Linked DNA regions of Homo sapiens: regions 1 and 3 are each linked to region 2. A link is a contact called in ENCODE Hi-C or POLR2A ChIA-PET data. All regions are on one chromosome and are shown on one strand. Each heading gives the region's core, a stretch centred on a gene start or an enhancer-like site at or near the end of the contact. The rest is flanking DNA. Distances are from core to core; before and after follow the strand shown. Region 1 overlaps LOC105372112 (a long non-coding RNA gene). Region 2 holds the start of LIPG (lipase G, endothelial type). Region 3 holds the start of C18orf32 (chromosome 18 open reading frame 32).

What was found. A loop is a pair of places that touch in the nucleus more often than their neighbours do. ChIA-PET counts read pairs that join two places held with the same protein, here RNA polymerase II (POLR2A). Pooled maps may share reads with other maps.
Region 1: a loop to region 2 is called in a map of endothelial cell of umbilical vein, with 7 times the contacts of the local background. The contact joins the enhancer-like site here to the promoter of LIPG in region 2. A Hi-C loop is called at or near these places in 6 of 168 maps with a recorded cell type or tissue (IMR-90, MCF 10A, PC-3 and 3 more), 1 of 37 single-sample maps with no recorded cell type and 5 of 50 pooled maps. POLR2A ChIA-PET finds 5 or more read pairs at or near these places in 1 of 52 experiments (MCF 10A).
Region 3: a loop to region 2 is called in a pooled map, with 4 times the contacts of the local background. The contact joins the promoter of C18orf32 here to the promoter of LIPG in region 2. A Hi-C loop is called at or near these places in 1 of 168 maps with a recorded cell type or tissue (posterior cingulate gyrus), 3 of 37 single-sample maps with no recorded cell type and 10 of 50 pooled maps. POLR2A ChIA-PET finds 5 or more read pairs at or near these places in 8 of 52 experiments (AG04450, H1, MCF 10A and 5 more).

What each region holds. Positions count from the first base shown.
Region 1 is chr18:49,684,047-49,688,278 of GRCh38, reverse strand. All of the region lies in intron 2 of LOC105372112 (a long non-coding RNA gene), which reads right to left. Among named protein-coding and RNA genes, the nearest start is that of LIPG, 120 kb to the right of the region's middle. Within about 2 kb of position 2,703, at least 3 of the 41 ENCODE cell types and tissues checked have a DNase peak (open chromatin) inside an H3K27ac peak, as active enhancers do; they include PC-9 and endothelial cell of umbilical vein, where a contact is called at or near this core.
Region 2 is chr18:49,560,052-49,564,312 of GRCh38, reverse strand. It overlaps LIPG (lipase G, endothelial type), which reads right to left and starts at 2,256. Exons shown (of 10, transcript NM_006033.4): 1 at 1,908-2,256. The coding sequence starts at 2,004. RefSeq lists an enhancer at 1,549-2,049.
Region 3 is chr18:49,484,429-49,488,984 of GRCh38, reverse strand. It overlaps C18orf32 (chromosome 18 open reading frame 32), which reads left to right and starts at 1,751. Exons shown (of 3, transcript NM_001035005.4): 1 at 1,751-1,942. All of the region lies in intron 5 of RPL17-C18orf32 (RPL17-C18orf32 readthrough), which reads left to right. It overlaps RPL17 (ribosomal protein L17), which reads left to right. Exons shown (of 7, transcript NM_001035006.5): 7 at 419-504. The coding sequence ends at 466. It overlaps MIR1539 (microRNA 1539), which reads right to left and starts at 1,612; the gene lies at 1,563-1,612. RefSeq lists an enhancer at 1,693-1,852 and a silencer at 1,893-2,022.

The DNA.
Region 1 (4,232 bases), core at 1,454-3,953, 120 kb before region 2:
TTATAAATGAAATTTTCTCTAACATTATGTCCTTTAACTGGTTATTATTTGTGTATATGATAGATATTGGGTTTTATATGTTAATTTTATTTTTATTTTTAGTATTTATGGGCACATAATAGTTGTACATATTTATGAGGTACATGTATTATTTTGATACAAGCATATAATATGTAATGATTAAGTCAGGGCAATTGGGTATCTATCACCTCAAACATTTATCCTTTGTGTTAAGAAAATTCCAAATCTACTTCTCCAGTTATTTTGAAATATATAAAAAATAGTTACGCTATTGTACTACCAAATACTAGATCTTATTCTTACTATCTAATTGTATTTTTGTACCCATTAATCAACCCTTCTTTCCCCCCTCAACCATATGTTAATTTTATACCCTGTTACTTTACTGAATTTTTTGTTGTTTGAGATAGTTTTATCATTGATTTCTAAGGCTTTCCAAGGACAGTAGCTGTCATGGACTGACTTGTGCTTCCCCAAATTTCACGTGTTGAAGCCCCAAGCCTCAGTACCTCAGAATGAGACTGTATTTGGAGATAGAGCCTTAGAGAAGTAAAGTTAAGGTGAGGCCTTTAGAGTGGGCCCTAATCCAATCTGATGTGTGTCCTTATAATTAGAGGAAATTTGAACACACAAAATAGAGAACAAGGATGGTCCTGCACAGAGGAAAGACCATGTGAGCAAGAAGAGAGCCATCTGCAAGCCAAGGAGAGAGGTCTCAGGAGTAACCAACCCTGCTGACACCTTCATCTTGGACTTCCAGCCTTCAGAACTTCAAGAAAATAAATTTCTATCATTTAAGCCACCCAGTCTGTGGTATTCTGTTATGGCAACCCTAGCAAACAAATACACTAACATATTGTCTGCAAATTGGGATAGCTTTTTTAAAAAACCCATTTTTATGCTTCTGAGTCAGGGGTCCCCAATCCCCGGGCCATGGAGCAGTACCGGTCTGTGGCCTGTTAGAAACTGGGCTGCACATCAAGAGGTGAGCCTGTGGCCTGTTAGGAATCGGGCTGCACATCAAGAGGTGAGCAGCAGGTGAGTGAGCATTAGTGCATGAGCTCTGCCTCCTGTCAGATCAGCAGCGGCATTAGATTCTCATAGGAGCGCGAACCCTATTGTAAACTGTGCATGCAAGGGATCTGGGTTGTATTCTCCTAATAAGAATCTAATGGCCAGTGAGACCATTCCCCACCCCCTTCACCCAGGGGAAAAATTGTCTTCCACAAAACCAGTCCCTGGTGCAAAAAAAGTTGGGGACTGCTGTTCCAAGTGATTTCTCTCATTTACTTTTATTAGGACACTAGCATAATATTGAATCATAGTGGAAATAGTCCTGATCTTTAAAAATGTACCTTTGGTGTTTTTGCAGGGGTTATGATTATGTGACCCAGAGCTGGAGGAATAAAATAAATATAGCTAATATTTATTGAACAATTGTAATTTCCTTCTCTGTCTTCACAGAGCATCCCAGCAAACACCCACCTCATTTCATCCCAAATGAGGGAAAAGCAGCTACATGTCTGACTTGAGTTTTGGACGGTGATAGTCCCAGTCATTTTAAATCAATCAAGATTGTCTTTGTACCCCATCACAAAACCGCACCCCAGTTTTTCTTCTTAGGCAAATCCATAGGAGATGGCCCACTAGGTAAAATCTCTGGGAACTCCAGACCATCTACCTTGGCAAAGTTTTATGGTACTGTCCAATAAAAATGCAACATGAGCCATATTTGTAATTTAAAGTTTTTAAATTGTCACTTTGAGAACATTAAAAGAAAGTGGGTTAAATTAATTTAACAATATATTTTATTTAACCTAATCCATTTGTAATATTATCACTTCAACATGTAATCAAATTTTACATTTTTTTCACACAAAATCTTCAAAATCTGCTGTGTGTGTAAAACATACAGCAGATCTCCATTTAGACTGCACACTTCAAGTGCTCAATAGCTACACGTGGCTGGTGGCTACTGTGTTGGGGAGCACAGGTTTAGGAGAATCAGTATTCCTATTTCTCCAAGGAAAAATGAAATTATATTTATTGAATACCAAGGCACCATAGTTGTTTTAATATACACGATCTCATTTAATCTTCATTATAATGCTATACAGCTGGTATGATCGCCCACATTTTACACATGACGCTGAAGATCAGAGATATTAACTAACTTCCCCAAGCTCACACAGTCATTTGATTTCAAAATTAATGCTAAGAACTATCTAACCACCTGGGAAAGACTGACTGAGCCTGCAGGCAGAGTAGGGAGAATGCAGCCAGAAATCACTCCATACTCACAGGAAAGAGAAGAAACAGCAATCATAACTGACTAGGAGCACAGTTTCCTCTGCTCAGAAGGAGGTTTACAAAGATGTCTAGTCCCTCCCCAGCACTTGCTGTCTGCACGCAAATTGCATACGTGACTATATCCTGTCTCACATTGCTTTCTCAATAAAAATGAGGTACCTCAACGAGACCTTCATTGTCTCAAAAGCGGGGATGTAAATTCCTATTTCTCTCCTTGTGTCCTCTACTCAGTAGAGATTGTGGGCATGATAGGTGCTCATGACTAATTGATAAAACAATAGGAAGTTTCTGTGTCTGACCCTGAATCTTATCCCATGGGTAATCTTTAGAAACAAAAAGGTATTTCCTATTTGCCTTTCTAAAGTTTTAGTCCCTGTTGCTCCAGTTCCAGGCAGTCAGTCTTGGTGTGGAGACAGCTTTCTTTGTCCCTAACATGAGCAAGACTTCCTGGTGGGAACTGGTGAATTGATTATATCTTGCACCCTGCACATGTATCTCTTCCTGGAGTTGAGCCAAAAGGCCAGAATGTAAACATTCAGAACCTCCCTTGTTTCACAATTTTTAAATTTTATACAGAGTCAGCTTTCTTGGTATCAAAGTTTACAGGAACCAGAGTCCACAGCCTGCTGGTAAATGGGCAATCGGGAGAGCCCATCAGCCACTTGGGAACAGCCAGGCATAAATTTTCTCCTGGCCACTGCCTCCACCGTGGCTATAGCTGTGTCCAGCACACACAGTAGTGCTTAAACAAATATCTGCTGGAGAGCAGATGGATGGAAGGATGGATGGATGGATGGATGGATGGATGGATGGATGGATGGATGTTTACATTAATGATAGGCCAACAAATGGTTGGAAGAATGGATGGAAAGATGGATGAAAAGATGGAAGAATGGGCCAGGTGCGGTGGCTCATACCTGTAATCCCAGAACTTTGGGAGGACAAGGCAGGCAGATCACGAGGTCAGGATTTCGAGACAAGCCTGACCAATAGTGAAACCCCGTCTCTACTAAAAATAGAAAAATTAACCAGGCATGGTGGCATGCGCCTGTAATCCCAGCTATTCGGGAGGCTGAGACAGGAGAGTCACTTGAACCTGGGAGGTGGAGGTTGTGGTGAGCTGAGATCGCACCACTGCACTCCAGCCTGGGTGACAGAGCAAGACTCCGTCTCAAAAAAAAAAAAAAGGAAAAAAGAAAAGATGGAAGGATGGATGGATAGATACATTAATGATAGGCCAACAAATGGATGGAAGAATGGATGCAAGGACAGATGAAAAGATGGAAGGATGGAAGGATGGATAGATGGATGGTTGGATGGACGGATGGATAAATAGATGCATGATTCCTGCTTAGTGTGTCTGAAGTGGGAATCTGTAATCTGACCATTTTTCCAACTCCTATGGTAATTCTGATGATTGGTCAAGGCTGGAGCAGCTCTCAGCCCTGTCCCCTGGCCCTGCAACTTCTGGACCTTTTACTTTGTGACTAGGACGGGAATCAAAATCTCCCTTCTTACTCATTATCTGAAGAACCACAGCCTGTTTACTGAGAGGAGCTTTCTAGATTCTCCCATTCAGAGATGATAAGGTGTCAACTCTCAGTTTGAGCTTGCTTGGCCTGCAACTTTTTTTAAATCTGAATTAGTTGGCAACATTTAAAATTAGATGATTTTTCTAAAATCTGGATTTCTGAATTTTCTTGGGAATAAAAAGACAGAGAGAGAGAGAGAGAGAGAGAAGTCTTGGTAGAATTGGGTCATTATTCTTGCAAGGCACTGGAATCAAGACCCAGAGAGAAGAAGTCATTTGGATGGGTTCAGGCTGTTAGCCAAGGGCAGACAATCCAGATCCCCCAGTGCCCAGAGATCCAGATTCCCACGTCTTTCCCTGCTGCATGTTA
Region 2 (4,261 bases), core at 1,007-3,506:
CTGGGATGCATCACTGGATAACTGGCTAGAAAGTGAGAGTATCAAACTCTCCTATCACCCAGCAGGGAAAGATGCCAAATGACCATCTTGGAGTTAATTTATCTCAGAGTTAAGAAGCAAAAGGAAGAAGATACCAAAAGGAAAGAGATATAGTGGTGGAGAGGGCGGAGGGGAAAGGAGGGAGAGAGGGGGAAGAATGCAGCAGATGTAAGAGGGATAAGGTTCCAGAAAATGCTGCTGAATGCACATGAGCGGAAGTCAGGTTAACCGTCATGAAAGTAATGAACAAAAGCCCCAACCAGCAGAAATTTGAACCACGGACATAATGAGTTCGACAACTCCCCACCTTCTACCCAGATAGCCACTCATGCAGAGGCCAGATGGGGAAACCTAGGAGAAAAGAAGTCTCCTGGATTCCTGAGACAGATCTGCGGATAAACCCACATATGGACAAAGACTCTTCCTCTTAGAGTCTGACCTGCTCTGACCCCAAAGTTCTCTAGGTACATTCCTACTACTTTTGGCCTGGGTCACTTCAGCCTCTGGGACTTTCTGATTGTTCCTCACCCAGATGTCCTCATGGCTCCTTCTCTCACCCCCTTCAGCTCTTTGCTCAATGGTCAACTTCTCCAGAAAGGCCTTCCCTGACCACATCATAAAATCGCACCACCTTCCCCCACCAACATGCCCCACCTTCCTCCTCTGCTTGATTTTTCTCCATAATACTGAGCACCACTGATACTTTAATCAGTGCACTGTCTGTCTTCCCACCACTGAAATGTAAGTGTCACAAGGGCACAGATTGCCATCTATTTTGTCCACTGCTCTCTCCCCTGCTCCCAGAATAGTGTCTGACACTAAGTAGGTATGCAGTAAATACTTTTTGCAATGAAGGAAATGACTCACACATACTCAGAGGCCCAGAACACAGAAGTTAGAAGGAACTTTAGCATTTTACAGGTGAGGAGCCAGAGATGAGACCTGCCCTAGGCAATGCTTCTAGTTAGCACCAGAGTTGGAAACATGTTGAGTAAAGCAAGGCTTTCCATTCATTCACAGTAACCCTCCCACACATACACAAGCCCACACAGACCATTTGGCACAACCTCAGCAGACTAGAAGATGAGATGATGGGGTTCAGTTTAGAGGCTCCCCAGCCCTCCACTGCTTATCAGCTGACTTAGTTCTCACTCTGATTCTGACTCCCCCAGAGCTGACTGACTCTGGCTCCCCCAGGGCAAGCTGCCTCCACTGGCAAAGGCTGCCATACAGAACCCAAGAGGAAGAGAAGCTAAAAGCCAGGAGGAGGAAAGGGAGGAGGAGTGGGAAGAGGAAGAGTCGGGGGAGCACAAGAGTGTTGAAGAGGAAAAGGCTGGCAACCTGGGGGAATAGGCCCGGCAGCTTCTAAGCACAAGCGACCCACCAGACGCTCCCTGCAAGCACGAATCAAACCAAAGCCAGCTACCCTGCCACCTGAACTTTCAAGACACCTACACCAAGATTAAAAGGCAGCTCCAGGAGACACAGCTCTGACAGCCTTCTTGCCTCTCAAACCTCCAGGTTCAGGCATGAGGACAAGGTTTCAGAGCTGCTGCCAGGCCGCTCGGCTGGCTGGACAGCACCAGCACTGGCTTAGGGAGCCGTATAAGGGAAGGAGGTGGGGGTGGGAGGGCTGGCAAGAGCCAGCGCACCCTGCCAGCCTTTGCCTTTTGCATGACTTGCCGGGAATGCCCCCATCAGACCAGCAGAGAGACAGGTGGACTCCAAGGTGGATTGGAGGAGAGAATGGGCAGCGCAGTGGGAAAGGAAGAATTTCATAGGAACAAGGAGGGTTTGAAGAATCAGCAAGACAGAGGGGACCCAGCACAGAGAAGTGGCTGGGGGGAATAAAAACAAATTCACGTTACCTTCCAGCCGTCCCTCTGGACCAAAAGGTACGGGGCTCCCCGCAGCAAAGCAATAGCAGAGGCTCCAGAAACAGAGCAGAGGAACGGAGTTGCTCATCCTGCCCCGCCACACCCCCTCCCAAGAAACAGAAGTTTTAAAAAACAAAAACCACCTCTTGGTGTTTCCAGCAATCCCGGCCGGTAAGACCCTTCTCTCGGCCAGGGGCTGGGGGACTGGAGGCAGAGAAGGTGGAAAATGAAAACTTGGCGGCACGGAGCCCGGGCGGTGGCAGGGAGCGAGTGTCAACGGCTTGCCCCAGAACGAGATCTGCCCTCGTCCTGAGCCGCCGGGAGGCAAGGACTCGCTGCTGTCACGCTCCTATAGAGGTAGTTTTTAAAAGTATGGGAGTCATCTGACCCATCGCCAGATGGTGATTTGCATAATTTATTCCCGTCTCTGGGCTCTGATTGGTCACACCTTGCTGACGCCGGAACCGAGACTGGAGAAAGTTTGAATGAAAGCGCTGCACACTCACCGCGTGGACGCCGCACGCTCGGCCCCGCTTCCTCCCGGGCCCGCTCCGCAGGCAGCTGCGACTCCAGCAGCTCCAGCTTTCTCCCACTGCCCTCCTCCGGACACCCAGATCCTCCTCTCCCCACTGCCATCCCAAGTGGCGGAGGCGGACATTTCCCTGAAACTCTGCGTCCGCTGGGGAGGCGATCCCTGGAGAAGGAGAGCATCCTCTCCAAGGCTCAAAGCCACACTCTCTCTGGGAGTGGTCTATCCGCTCCCTGGGCCGGGAGTCCGTCGGGGGAGAGCCACCTGGTCATCCCCTTTGTCCTCCTCTTCTCCCTCCCTTCCCGCCTAGCGAGGGCCGCAACAGGTGCAGAAGGCGCGGCCGCACAATAACCCGGCGGAGCTAAGGGGCTGTGAGCTGCGGCCGGCGCTGGAGGATCGCACAGTACCTGCTCGGAATGCTCGCTCCGCCACTAGCTGCAAAACTCCAAGCGAGCCAGCCAGCTTCTCCGAGGCGGTTCTCTCGTCCGCAATACGTGGGTGATAATGTATCGGCGGCTTAGGGATGTTGGGAAAACTAAGAGTTCACGTAGCAAAGCACTTAGCGAGGCGCGGAGCTCGTGGCAGGCGCTCTCCTACGGTGGGGTGGAGGGCTACGGGAACACCAGGCGACCTCCTCAAAGGGACCAGTGAGCCGAGATTTGGAGTCTAAGACGCGTGGCCAGAGCCCAGTGTCTGCCGATGAGCACTCACTCCTTGGCGAGTGAAATCAAGCATCTCCTTTCTCTCTGTTCTCCATCATTTCCTCCCGGCTCTCCTTCCCTTTATTGATCCGGGTCCTGCGGCAGAAAGCAGCGAGCGGAGGGAGAACTTGGCCCGGAGTCTGCGTCTGGCGCTGGGGAGCGGGGACTGAGCCCGGAACACCGACGGGGCGGCTGCGCCAACAACCACTGCGGACGCAGGGCGGGTACGAGAGGCTGAGAGGCTGCGTCCCGCCATCCAGCCTCGCTCCAGCCGGGAGGATCCGGCTCTTTAAGACGATACCCTTAACCCTGCAGTCGCCCGGAACAGGTCCTGCCCCTGCCTGGGGAGGGAAAACCCCCACAGCAGTCCCGCGCCCCTTCCTCCCTAGCGTCGAGGATCCAGCTGGAGAGACCTGTGCGAGGAAACCGAGCCGGAGCCAGCAGATCCTGTTCCGACCTCGCCTCATTACTTTTGTTACTCCAGCTGCCAGCAGAGCACGCTTTGTCCCTCCCGTGTGCTATCATTCATTAACAAGACTCAGGCGGGCTTTAGTTTTTTAGTATAGAACTCAATGGTCTGTGTGCGATGGTAAATATCACCCCCGGATATGTTGTTCCCACTCTGTCTCTCTCTTCATGAGGAAACTATACAGACATAGGTCTAATGTTATCTCCATTTTACAGATGGGAAAACTGAGTCATGGGGACAGGCTGCAGATTTGAAGAAAGTCTCAAGACAACCAGGTCTCTCTTCTCTGCTCTAGGTTCAATTTGGCCAATTGACCTTTAAATGTGAGCTCTTGGCAACCTGGTCTAGTGGCTGAGGCAGGGGGTAAGCTGTAGTCAAAAGTCCTCTTCCCTAACCCTGGCAACATAGACACTCATCTCTACCAAAAAAAATTTTTAAATTAGCCAGGCAAGGTGGTACACCTGTAGTGCAAGCTATTAATACTTGGGAGGCTGAGGCGGAAGGAGTCCTTGAGCCCAGGAGTTCAGGGCTGCAATGTACCATGATCACACCACTACACTCCAGCCTGGACATCAGAAGAAAAAAACTCCTTCCCTGTTCTGAGTTGCTCATAGCCATGGTCCCTAGAACATTAACTGGATAATGT
Region 3 (4,556 bases), core at 502-3,001, 75 kb after region 2:
GGAACTAGGAGTGAGCCGAGATCGCGCCACTGCACTCCAGCCTGGGTGACAGAGCGAGACGCTGTCTCAAAAAAAAAAAAACTGGTAGTTTTATATTCAGTACCTCAGGCCCGTATGATTATCTGCTGATGGCCCCACTTAGATGTACATAGCCACTTCAAAATGGGCCCTCTCCCCAAATCTAAGAAGCTTGTTTTCAGTAATTGATCACATTTAGTTCTTTTAAGTCAAGAACCTGAGTGATTCTGTACACTTCTTTTTACATCTAATGAACTTAAGTTCTGTTGATTTCTACCATTTAAGTATTTTTCCCCCTTAGTCCTTAACGACTAGGTTTCCTGCCTCCAGAATAAGCTGAAGTCCTCCAAGATGTACTGTGGTTTTCTCTAAGAAACTTAACACATTTTTCTTTCCCCAGATATCCCAGAAGAAACTGAAGAAACAAAAACTTATGGCACGGGAGTAAATTCAGCATTAAAATAAATGTAATTAAAAGGAAAAGAATGTTGGTTGTCTTTATTAGTGAACATATTTCAAGTGTCCTTACAAGATGGATCAAATGAGGATTTTTTAGGATTAGAACTAGAAACACAAGATTGTTTACCCTGCACCATTAAAAACCATTTTCATGGCTGGGCACAGTGGCTCATTTCTGTAGTCCCAGCACTTTGGGAGGTGGAGGCTGACTGCTTAAGCCCAGCCAGGGCAACATGTCAGAACCCTGTCTGTTAAAAAAAAGTAAGTGTGGTGTCACTTGCATGTAGTCCCAGCTAATTGGGGGGCTGAGGTGGGAGGCTGCAGTGAGCACTACTGCACCCCAGCGTGGGCAAGACAGAACAAGACCCTGTCTCAAAAAAAGTTTCATTATCCCAAAAGGAATTTGCAGTGGTTTTCTTTGCAGAACAATCCAGTATGTGAATATACCAGTTGATCATCCCCAGTTGGAAATGGCTCCATTGAGCATTGCCTTTGAGTATGATAACAGCACTCAGGCTCAGGTTTTGAAGCTTTTTAGGTTGATGCTCAACCTGTATCATTTCGTCAATTGATAAAGGGGTTTTGTTTTTGCTATTAGGAACGATGGTACTGTGAACGTTTGTGTGCAGATTTTTGTGTTTTCATTTATTGAGTATATACTAGAGTGGAATTGCTAGATCATAAGGTTACCTGAGTAAACATCTGAGGAACTTCCAAATATTTCCAAAAAGGCTGCACGCTACATTTCCACCAACGGTTTATGAGGGTCCCAGTTTTCACACAACTTCGCCAACACGTACTGACATCCTAGCGAGCGTCAGTACTTTTCGTTTATAAAGTGATGTAACTGCTTCTTTTAAGCAACTGACGTTTGTAAAGTTGGCCTTAATGTTAGTTTGCTCTGCCCTTGAATTTAAGAAACCAGCAAAACTAATAGCTTATCCACAGTTGCCTCAACGGCCTAGCTGCCACCTTCCGTGTGGGTGCCGCGCCGTTTGCACAGGCATCATCCTTTACCGAGATCCTGCGTTCTGGGTCTGGGTGTAGTCAGGTCAGGCTTTCTTCCCGCAGCGAAGCTTTTAGTTGGGCATCTGGGACGCGCAGGACTTTCGCGCTACCTGCAGGCCGCAGAGCCGGAAGCCTCGCCGCGCCCCTTGGGCAACACTGCTGCGTGCTGTGCGACCCCGGGTTGACGCAAGCGCGCCTTTGTCGTCCCCGTTGAAGGCGCCCATTGGCTCGGCTGCGGATCGTCCCTCCCTCCGGAAGTGCGGACATTGTCAGCTGCGTTTCCGCGGTCGCGGGTGAGTGTGCCCGGGCTAGCGGCCTGGGTTGGGCTTTGTAGCTGCTCCGCAGGCCCAGCCCGGGCCGCGCTCGCAGAGTCCTAGGCGGTGCGCGGCCTCCTGCCTCCTCCCTCCTCGGCGGTCGCGGCCCGCCGGCCTCCGCGGTGCCTGCCTTCGCTCTCAGGGTACCTTCCTTCCGCGAGCGCGCTCCTCCGCCCTCCGCCCCGCCCTCCCCTCCCCTCTGTCTGTATTCTTTGTCCACCACCGGCGCCCTCGGAGCTTGCATTTGCCTCTCCGATACTTTATATTGATTTTGTTCTTTTCCGTGGCCAAGTATCGGTTTCACATCCTTTCTATGACCTTCACCGTTAGGCCTCTGTTCTCGTCTCTTTTCAATCATTGTCATTGACTCAACCTGTCCCCGCTCCCTCTGTCTCCACTAAGATGACATGCTCAACTGGATGACTTGGAGGAAGGTGACTTTCCCTGTTATGCCTTCCCTATTTCGGATGGAGCCTCAGACTTTAACTGTCTACTCTGTTGTCTGGACTTAAGTTGAGTGAAAGAAGATTCCTCTGCAACAGCTTTAATCCGTTTTGCTCGCTTTGTTGGCTTGGAGCGAATAATTAAAATAATAATATCTCGTAGCCACCTTCTAGACTTTTCTGACCCAGTTTCCATATGTGTGAAGTAAAATATCTTACCGAAGTATTATTATGAAGATTAAAAGATAAGATACAAATAGGCTTCATTCCGAAGAGAGCTAAAAAGTCTCTTAAAAGCCGTAATTGTGGCGTAAGTGATTAGTAGTATTTGTCCTCGAGAGTTTATGTACATCGTACTGTGTGCGAACTTACTTAAAACACAATTGCAGAAGTAAAAATGAATCTTTATGATGGAGGGCCTGTCAGTCACTAAACTAGTACTGGTAGCATTGTCAGTTGTTTTGAAGGGGTTTCGTTGGTTTGGAAAGTTTGGTAAAAGTTTGGTAAAAACATGACCATTGTGTTTTTGGAAGAGGAAAAGGCAAGAGCATTGAGGAAAACCAGAACTGGAAATAATGGTCTTAGAAGCTCTAGTTACCAGTTACCTCTGTGAGAACTTTGGACAGGTTACAACTTTTGGATTTTTTTTTTTTTTTAATCTTGAGACAGGGTCTGCCTCTGTGGCCCAGGCTGGAGTCCAGTGGGCCATCATAGCTCACGGCAGTTTCGGCTTTCCTGGGCGCAAGCGGTTCTCTCCTTCCTCAGCTCCCCAAATACCTGGGACTACAGGCGCGTGCCATCACACCTTGCTAATTATTTAAAAAAAAAAATTAGGCCAGGTTCCAGTAATCCCAGCACTTTGGGAGGCCTAGGCGGGAGGATCATTTGAGCTTAGGACTTTAAGATCAGCATGGGCAACACAGTGAGACCTCATCTCTACTAAGAATTAAAAAATCTGTCGGGCATCGTGGCGCAGGGCTGTGGTCCTACCTACTCAGGAGGCTGAGGAAGGGGGATAGCTTGATTCTGGGAAGTCAAGGCTGCAGTGAACTCTGAACACAGGTGGTATGTTTGAGCCACTGCACTTTAGCCTGAGCAACAGAGCAAGACCCTGTCTCAAAAAAAAAAAAATCACTATTGCCCCAGCAATTGATTTTATTTTATTTTATTTTTATTTTTTTTTTTTCTGACACGGAGTTTTGCTCTTGTCACGCAGGCTGGAGTGCAATGGCGCAATCTCAGCTCACTGCGACTTCCGCCTCCCAGGTTCAAGCAATTCTCCTGCCTCAGCCTCCCCAGTAGCTGGGATTACAGGTGCCCACCACCACGCCCAGCTAATTTTTGTATTTTTAGTAGAGACAGGGTTTTGCCATGTTGGCCAGGCTGGTTTCGAACTCCTTACCTAAGATGATCCACCCCCTCGGCCTCCCAAGGTGCTTGGATTACAGGCGTGAGCCACCGCGCCCAGCCTCAATTTACATTTTTGTTTATAGCTCTTGCTTGTAATTCATTTCAAAGACATTCAGATTTGATTCTCTATGCCACCGTTTACCTGTATTGTGAATAATTTTTAAATGTCTAAGCATAGTGATGGTGCTGACTCAGTTGCCAGCAGATGCTACTTAATTTGCAGTATTTTGAAAATAAGAAATCTTTTTTTTGAGACGGAGTTTTGCTCTGTCACCCAGGCTGGAATGCAGTGGCATGATCTTGGCTCACCGCAACCTCTACCTCCCGGGTTCAAGCAATTCTTCCCCCTCAGCCTCCCGAGTAGCTGGGATTACAGGCCTGCTCCACCATGGCTGGCTAATTTTGTGTTTTTAGTAGAGACGGGGTTTCACCATGTTGGTTAGGCTGGTCTCGAACTCCTGACCTCAGGTGATCTGCCCGCCTTGGCCTCCCAAAGTGCTGGGATTACAGGTGTGAGCCACCACACCCGGCTCATTTTTTAAACTCTAAATAGACATAGTAGCAAGGGTACCCAACCTCACTGATTGAGGATTAAATGAGTTGTTATATGTAAACTGTCTAGCACCTACCAAATGTTGTTGTTTTTCCTTTATAATCAAATTCATGATTAAGGAGCAGTGACTGGAAGTTTGGAAGCAGGCACCTCATTATTATTCATGCCTACCACCTATTATTTCTTTATTTTGAGATGGAGTCTTGCTCTGTCACCTAGGCTGGAGTGCAGTGGTGGGATCTCGGCTCACTGCAGCCTCTGCCTCCTGGGTTCAAGCAATTCTGCCTCAGCCTTCCGAGTAGCTGGGATTACAGGCGCATGCCACAACACCCCGCTGATTTTTGTATTTTT